2 separate regions of the Homo sapiens genome follow, and region 1 is linked to region 2. Evidence: chromatin contacts called from ENCODE Hi-C or POLR2A ChIA-PET data. All regions are on one chromosome and are shown on one strand. The core of a region is the stretch at or near the end of the contact, and the rest is flanking DNA. Distances in the headings are between cores, read along the strand shown. Region 1 overlaps TOM1 (target of myb1 membrane trafficking protein). Region 2 holds the start of LINC01399 (long intergenic non-protein coding RNA 1399).

Region 1 (3,244 bases), core at 377-2,876, 100 kb before region 2:
CTGCCTCCCTGAAGTGCTGAAGCCCAAATTAGGACATGGGTATAAGTGACTGCGAGCTTGAAAGCACAGTCAGATATTAAGCCTAATGACTGTGGATATCTGAGGGTACCAGCTGCTACCAGATGGGGCCCCTCAGTCACCTCACAGCCCATACCCCAAAATGGCAGGGAAGAGGCCTTTCATTCCACTGGGCCAACGAGCAGGAGAAGCTAGGCAGACGTGACCTGCAGGGTACCCCCCACTTTCCACTGATTTAGAATCAATCAGTGAGTGTCTTTTGATGGAGAAAGACACAAAAAATGAACAAGGGGCTGGAGGAGGCTGGAATAACTCATGTCAGTTATCAGACACCCTGGACTGCTAAGCGCTTTACAGACACTGTTTCATGGACTCTCACTTATGCCACAAGCCTCATTTTACAGATACAGAGGAGGTGTGATGGGCACACAATTTCTGCAGACCCAGCAATCCTTCTCCTTCTCTTTCCTTTTTTTTTTTGAGATGGAGTCTTGCTCTGTCGCCTAGGCTGGAGTGCAGTGGTGCGATCTCGGCTCATTGCAACCTCTGCCTCCTGGGTTCAAGCAATTCTCCTGCCTCAGCCTCCCAAGTAAGCTGGGATTACAGGCACCCACCACCACCTCCGGCTAATTTTTTTGTATTTTTTAGTAGAGACGGGGTTTCACCATGTTGGCCTGGCTGGTTGCAAACTCCTGGCCTCAAGTGATCCTCCCGGCTCAGCCTCCCAAAGTGCTAGGATTACAGGTGTGAGCCACTGCGCCCAGCCCTTCTCCTTCTTTTGTAATAGCACCTAAGTACTCTTTAGAGGAACTGCTCCTCCCCCATTTCACATCATCCCGGTGGGGCTGCCATCAAAGGGCCCTCTCCCATACCCCAGCTGGTAGGCACAATGAAGCTCAGCCAATCCAAGTCTCTCTTGGGGATGTGACTCTTGAACAGAATGATACAAGGTGGGCAGGTGGGTGTGGTGGCTCATGCCTGTAATACCAATGCTTTCGGAGGCCAAGGAGGGAGGACTGCTTGAGGCCAAGAGTTTGAGACTAGCCTGGGCAACACAGTGAGACCCCTGTCTCTGCAAAAAGAAAAAAAAAAAAAGAAAAGAAAATTAGCTGGGTGTGGTGGTGCATGCCTGTAGTCCCGGCTACCTGGCAGGCTGAGGTGGGAGGACTGCTTGAGCCCAGGAGGTTGAGGCTGCAGTGAGCTGTGATCATGCCACTATACTCCAGCCTGGGTGACAGAGCAAGATCGTGCCTCAAAAAAAAAAAAAAAAAAAAGGTGGACAGGTGTTTGTGGACAAGTGTTTGAGCTGATGTATTTATTGATGGCAGCACCCTGGGGAGATGGTCCAGGAATTTCTGCTCCTGAGACATCTGAGCTGCCCTGGGATCCATCTTTCTTGTTCTGTTGGGAGACATCAGTTTCACTTTTCTCTGGATTCTGAAAGCTACCCATTTAATAAAGATTATTATCCTAACAAATTCTTTTTCTGCCTAAGTTAGCCAGAAATGTTTTGTGTAGCTTGCAGCAGTGAAGTCACTTGTCTAAGGCCCCAGAACCAGGAAGTGGTGGAGTGGGCGAGGACACACCAGGCCAGTCTGGTTGCAGGGCCGTGCTCTCAGCTGTGACCTGTGACCATCTCCCAGGGCTGGACTTGGGCACAGGCAGCAGCGCTAACCCTGGAAAGGAGATACAGGGCGGCTGGAAGGAGGGGCCCTCATAAACATCCTGGAAGAAGACAGCTGAGGGCACAGGCCCTTAGGAGCCTGCCTTGTGTTTGAGAGGAGGACGAGAGAAGGCTCAGATGGCATGAGACCAGGAGAACAGGGAGGAAGGGAAGGGAGAGGGTTGGGGCAGTAGGCCAGAGGCCAGGGGAGGTGCTGGGGCTACCGTTCATGGCGCAGGAACACATTGTTGAGATTGTCATTGACGATGAGCAGCTCCTCTGTCAGCTGCTCATTGGCGATCTGAGGGATGAGCTCCAGGACCCGCTGCTGCATGGCTCGGCACGTGCGGTTGAGCTCCTGCCAGGAAAGGAAGTGAGGCAACCACAGTCACATGACTCAGAGTGAGGCCGTCTCTTTTTTTTTTTGTGAGACGGAGCTCTGTCGCCCAGGCTGGAGTGCAGTGGTGCGATCTTGGCTCACTGCAAGCTGTGTCCTGGGTTCATGCCATTCTCCTGCCTCAGCCTCCCAAGTAGCTGGGACTACAGGCGTCTGCCACCACGCCTGGCTAATTTTTTTTTTTGTAGTTTTAGTAGAGACGGGGTTTCGCCATATTAGCCAGGGTGGTCTCGATCTCCTGACCTCACGATCTGCCTGCCTCGGCCTCCCAAAGTGCTGGGATTACAGGCGTGAGCCACCGCGCCTGGCCAAGTGAGGCCATCTCTAATGCACGGGCCTCCAGCCCCTGCACAAGCCTTGGAGGAGGGTGAGGTGCCCAAACTGGACTTCAAGGTTCCACGGAACAGCTTTTTGGGTTCTACAAACATGAACTTGAACTTCACTTCCAAGTGTTAGATGCTAAAATTTAATCCACAGGAAACCATCAACATGTCCAACTGTGCTGCCGGTTTAACTTGGCTTCGTGCAGATTCCAGAATAAAGGTTGTGCCACCATCTTTGCTTAGTCAAAAAAAAACTGAGTCTGCAAAGGGGGCTGGCTGAACAAACCACAACTTCTGGGGGTATGCTGTGATTTTTGCAACCAAAGCATACAGAATGAACTAGATGACTGCAACCATTAGCCACAAACCTCGATTTCGAGTTTTTGCCTCACTTTTCTCACTGCCTGATTTTTTGTCTTTTTAAACAAACTTTTAGCTTTGGAATAATTTTAGATTTACAGAAGAGATGCAAAGATAGTACCACAAGTTCCCATATACCCTTGACCCTGGCTTCCCCTTAGTCTGGCATTTGTCAAAACTGGTAAACTACCATTAAACATTAAAACTGGTAAAATACTATTAACTAAACTGCGGACTTTATTCAGGTTTCACTAGTTTTTCCTCTAATGTCCTTTGTTTGTTCTAGGATCCTACACTGCATTTAGTTATCACGTCACCGACTTTTAACCACTAGGTGTCATATTTAAACTTATGAAAAATAAAAAAAATGGCTACACCCGGTGGCTCGTGCCTATAATCCCAGCACTTGGGGAGGCCGAGGCGGGTGGATCACCTGAGGTCAGGAGTTCAAGACCAGCCTGGCCAACAAGGTGAAACCCTGTG
Region 2 (3,760 bases), core at 366-2,865:
TATATTAAAATATAAAGTTAGAAGAAAACATGAAGAGTACTCACTTAGTATTCATTCATCTCACACCGACATTGTACCCTCTCCAGACATTGATCCATGAAGTGACTTTTCCTGTGATGGGCCATGAGCCAGGGATGTGCTGGGGGGAATGGGGAGATGAATAAACTCCCACCTCACTCTTTAGGGGTCTGTGGAATGGTGGATGAGACAGACACACCTTGTCTCTACCCTGCACCGTGTAACTGGGCCTTGCGTGGTCCTTTGTGAGTGTGTAGTAAGGGTAATTTCTTCAGAAGAGTTCATGAAGAAGCAGAAAATATGGCCAGGTGAATACATTTTCCTTAAAAAATAACTTACATGGTGAAACCCCGTCTCTACTAAAAATACAAAAATTAGCCAGGCGTGGTGGCAGGCGCCTGTAGTCCCAGCTACTCGGGAGGCTGAGGCAGGAGAATCGCTTGAACCTGGGAGATGGAGGTTGCAGTAAGCCGAGATCGCGCCACTGCACTCAGCCTGGGCAACAGAGAGACTCTGTCTCAATAATAATAATAATAATAATAATAATAATAAAAATTACACATCAAAGTGCCCTTTGTATAAAGCACTTATAAGTGAGTCTATTTAAAATTAATTTTAGAGACATCATAAAAGTGAGTCATCTCATTTAATTTTTACAACCATCCTCTGAAGTAGGTACTTACTTAATCTCATTATGACACAACTTATTTGCAGTAAAGGAAACAAACGTGGAAAGGTTAAGTTACCTGCCCCAAATCAAGGAACTACAAGGAACTGTCCATCTGGACGCTGAGCTCTAAGCTTCTAATAATAATTGCACACCTCTAGGGTTAGGAAGGGCAGGTCTATGGGCTGATGAGAAAGTGTCTAGGAAGCCGATGGCCAAATTTACCTGCTTGGCTTTACGCTGCCTGCGTGGGTGTGTCCAAAGCTCAGAGCTCCTTGAGGCCTTCCTCTGTGGGTCCGCTAGAGGGCGCTGTTGGCCCAGTTCAGAAGTATGTTTTTGCCCTTGAATTCAGGTGTGGTCAGGGAAGGAATTGCTGTAAAAGCTAAAGAAGCTTAAGCTTCAGGACTTCTCACCTGTACAGACCCCTTCTGCTTTTGTACCTAACTTTGCATTTATAATTTCGTATCATTTTCCCATAAGAGGGCTTCCTGAATAAGTTGCGGGCTCCTCAAATCTGTAGTCCCCTTTCTTATGTCAATACTTTGGTAACTCAGCCTGGGGGACTGGGACATTGAGCGTCTTGAGCATCATGAAGTGTAAATTTCCAGGGCATCTGGCTGTCCGTCTTCCGGCTGTGGACTCCCGGAGAGCAGGGGCTCTGCCCTGTTTGACTTGGACTGTCTGCTATGTAGAACAAGCTGTTTGTAAATGTTTGTTGAAAGAATGAAATAAAGGAGGTTGAGATGGTTAGGCTCTGTGTCCCCACCCAAACCTCATCTTGACCTGTACTCCCCAGGTGTTGAGGGAGGAACCAGGTGGGAGGTGATTGGATCATGAGGGCGGTTCCCCCCATGCCGTTCTCGTGATAGTGAGTGAGTTCTCACGAGATCTGATGGTTTTATAAGGGGCTCCTCCCCCTTCACTTCCTTCACAAGCGTCCTCTCCTGCTGCCGTGTGAGATATGGCTGCTTCCCGTTCTGCCATGATGGTAAGTTTACTGAGGCCTCCCCAGCCACGTGGAACTGTGAGTCAATTAAATCTCTTTTCTTTATAAATTACCCAGTCTCAGGCAGTTATTTAGAGTCGTGTGAAATGGACCAATACAGAGGTAAACAGCCCCCCCAGCACCACTGCCGCTGCTTTAATCTTCTCTTTGGGTCTCAGTTCCCCAACTTTAAAGGTGGGGGCAGGCATTGGATTAGAGTTCATCTCTAAGTCTCTTTTCAGTCAGATGTTTACTCTAGGATTTGCTCCCTGTCCATCCCTTTCTCAACTCTACCACCTGTCATTTCATTTTATTTCTCTAGTTCTGTCCTCCTCTCCAGCCCATGCCCTCACATGGCTAGAGCCTCCTTGGCTCTGCTAACACCTTTAGGTGCTGGGATTACATGCATGAGCCACAGAATCTGGCCATGGTATAGAACATTTTTACCACCCCAGAAAGCTTCCCATGCCCCATTTCTTCTCCAGTCTTTGGCTTCTGGCAACTACTGATCTGTTCCCTGGCACTGTGCTTTGCCTTTTCTAGAATTTCATATACATGGAATCCTACAGAAAGTAGTCTTCTGTGTCTGCCTGCTTTCATTCAGCATAACGTTTTTGTGATTCATCCAGGTTCCGTCATGCATCTGTCATTCATTTCTTCTTGTTACTGACTAGTATTCTATTGTATGGGTATACCATAATTTACCTACCAGTTGATGAACAAGGCACCAGAATGAAAATGGTCCGAGTTTGAATTTAGACTCTGCTATGCGTTGCCTGTATGATCCTGAGCAAACTGTGTAGCTTCTCTAAGCCTCACACTTCTCAGCTGTACAGTAGGGACAGTAACACCTTCCCCTAAGGTTGCTGAGAGGATTAGATGAGCTCAGCCCTGAGGAACACCTCGCTGTGTGTCTGGTACTCAATAGCTGGTTGTTATCAAGGATGTATTGAACTGTCTGAACCAGGTGGGGGCATATTCTGCTCTACTCTTATCTTTCTTACAATATCGTAGGCAGATCCTTGAGATTTTTGGTCATTTGCAGCTAAGTACTTCAATCTGGTTTTTCATTTAATGCTCCTCTTTCCCACCCTCCCGCTCAGGCTTGACCCAGCCCCAGAGACCTGCGCCGGGAGAGGGATGGGAAAGGTTGGGAGCAATGGGCAGGATGCTAGCTGTTTCTCAGGGTGCCTGTGTGGGTTCTTCAGAGGTCCTCGTGAAGAGCTCTTGTGGGAGCCCTGACCACCCCATTAGCCCCCATCGTTGCCAGGGGGAGCCCACAGCTTCTTGCCACTCAAGTCTCCTTGGGTAATGATTAGGATCTTTGGACGTGGAAATTGCTCAAGTCTTGGTCCTTCAGTGGTGTTCTCTCCGCCTGTGGGAGACTCACGCATCTTTGCCATGCTATAGTGGGAGTGCCTGCTGCTGCACCTCCACCCCCTACCCTGTGCCTCGCTCCAGGTCTTTTCTCCCCTGTTCTGTTAGACTTAAGGGGCAGATCAGAGAGTCTGCTGCAGAAACACAGATCTAGGGTCCTTTTCTTTCAGGCAGCCCCTAGCAGATGCTGGGATGTGGGCAATGTCTCCTACCTACATTCCTTGTCTCTGCTAAAGTGCTCACTGGCTAACCTCCAGGGCAGCCCCTGTATCTCTTTGCCTGAGGGCGTTCTACAGTGGCCAGGCCCCGGGCCAGAGTAGTGGGCCTAAGTACCAGGAAATTAACACCACAGCAGCAGCCCTCCATGATGACTGGTGAGTGTTGGCGTGTATTAATAAATGCCCAGGTCCCTTGCCCCCTGGTGGGATGACTCTGAAAGTCGTCTTCCTCACTAGCTCCCAGTGTTTCACAGCAGGATGAATTCCCTCTCATCCACAGTGGTCACTTCTCAATAACCACACCCTTTTCACTGCCGTTCTTTCTCCAGCTCTTTCTTATTCCCCTCCTGGAGTTTCCTTGGATAATCTCTCAAGTTAGTCACGTGTCCTTGGATTCTTGCCTCAAGGTCTCCTTCTGGGGAACCCAAACGATGCCATAGCCCTAATCTTTGCAAATGACTTTCTTGAAGTTGGCTTGGGTGGGAGCCAGGGCCG

The links. Hi-C counts contacts between places; a loop is a spot of excess contacts on that map. ChIA-PET counts read pairs that join two places held with the same protein, here RNA polymerase II (POLR2A). Pooled maps may share reads with other maps.
Region 1: a loop to region 2 is called in a pooled map, with 5 times the contacts of the local background. The contact joins the enhancer-like site here to the promoter of LINC01399 in region 2. A Hi-C loop is called at or near these places in 3 of 50 pooled maps. POLR2A ChIA-PET finds 5 or more read pairs at or near these places in 3 of 52 experiments (PC-9, naive thymus-derived CD4-positive, alpha-beta T cell and naive thymus-derived CD8-positive, alpha-beta T cell).

What each region holds. Positions count from the first base shown.
Region 1 is chr22:35,329,142-35,332,385 of GRCh38, reverse strand. It overlaps TOM1 (target of myb1 membrane trafficking protein), which reads right to left. Exons shown (of 15, transcript NM_005488.3): 8 at 1,906-2,039. Among named protein-coding and RNA genes, the nearest start is that of MIR3909, 4.9 kb to the left of the region's middle. RefSeq lists an enhancer at 1,526-2,026. Within about 2 kb of position 1,626, at least 22 of the 41 ENCODE cell types and tissues checked have a DNase peak (open chromatin) inside an H3K27ac peak, as active enhancers do.
Region 2 is chr22:35,228,911-35,232,670 of GRCh38, reverse strand. It overlaps LINC01399 (long intergenic non-protein coding RNA 1399), which reads left to right and starts at 1,615. Exons shown (of 6, transcript NR_126356.1): 1 at 1,615-1,673. LOC105373017 (a long non-coding RNA gene) reads left to right here. Exons shown (of 4, transcript XR_938210.3): 4 at 1-28.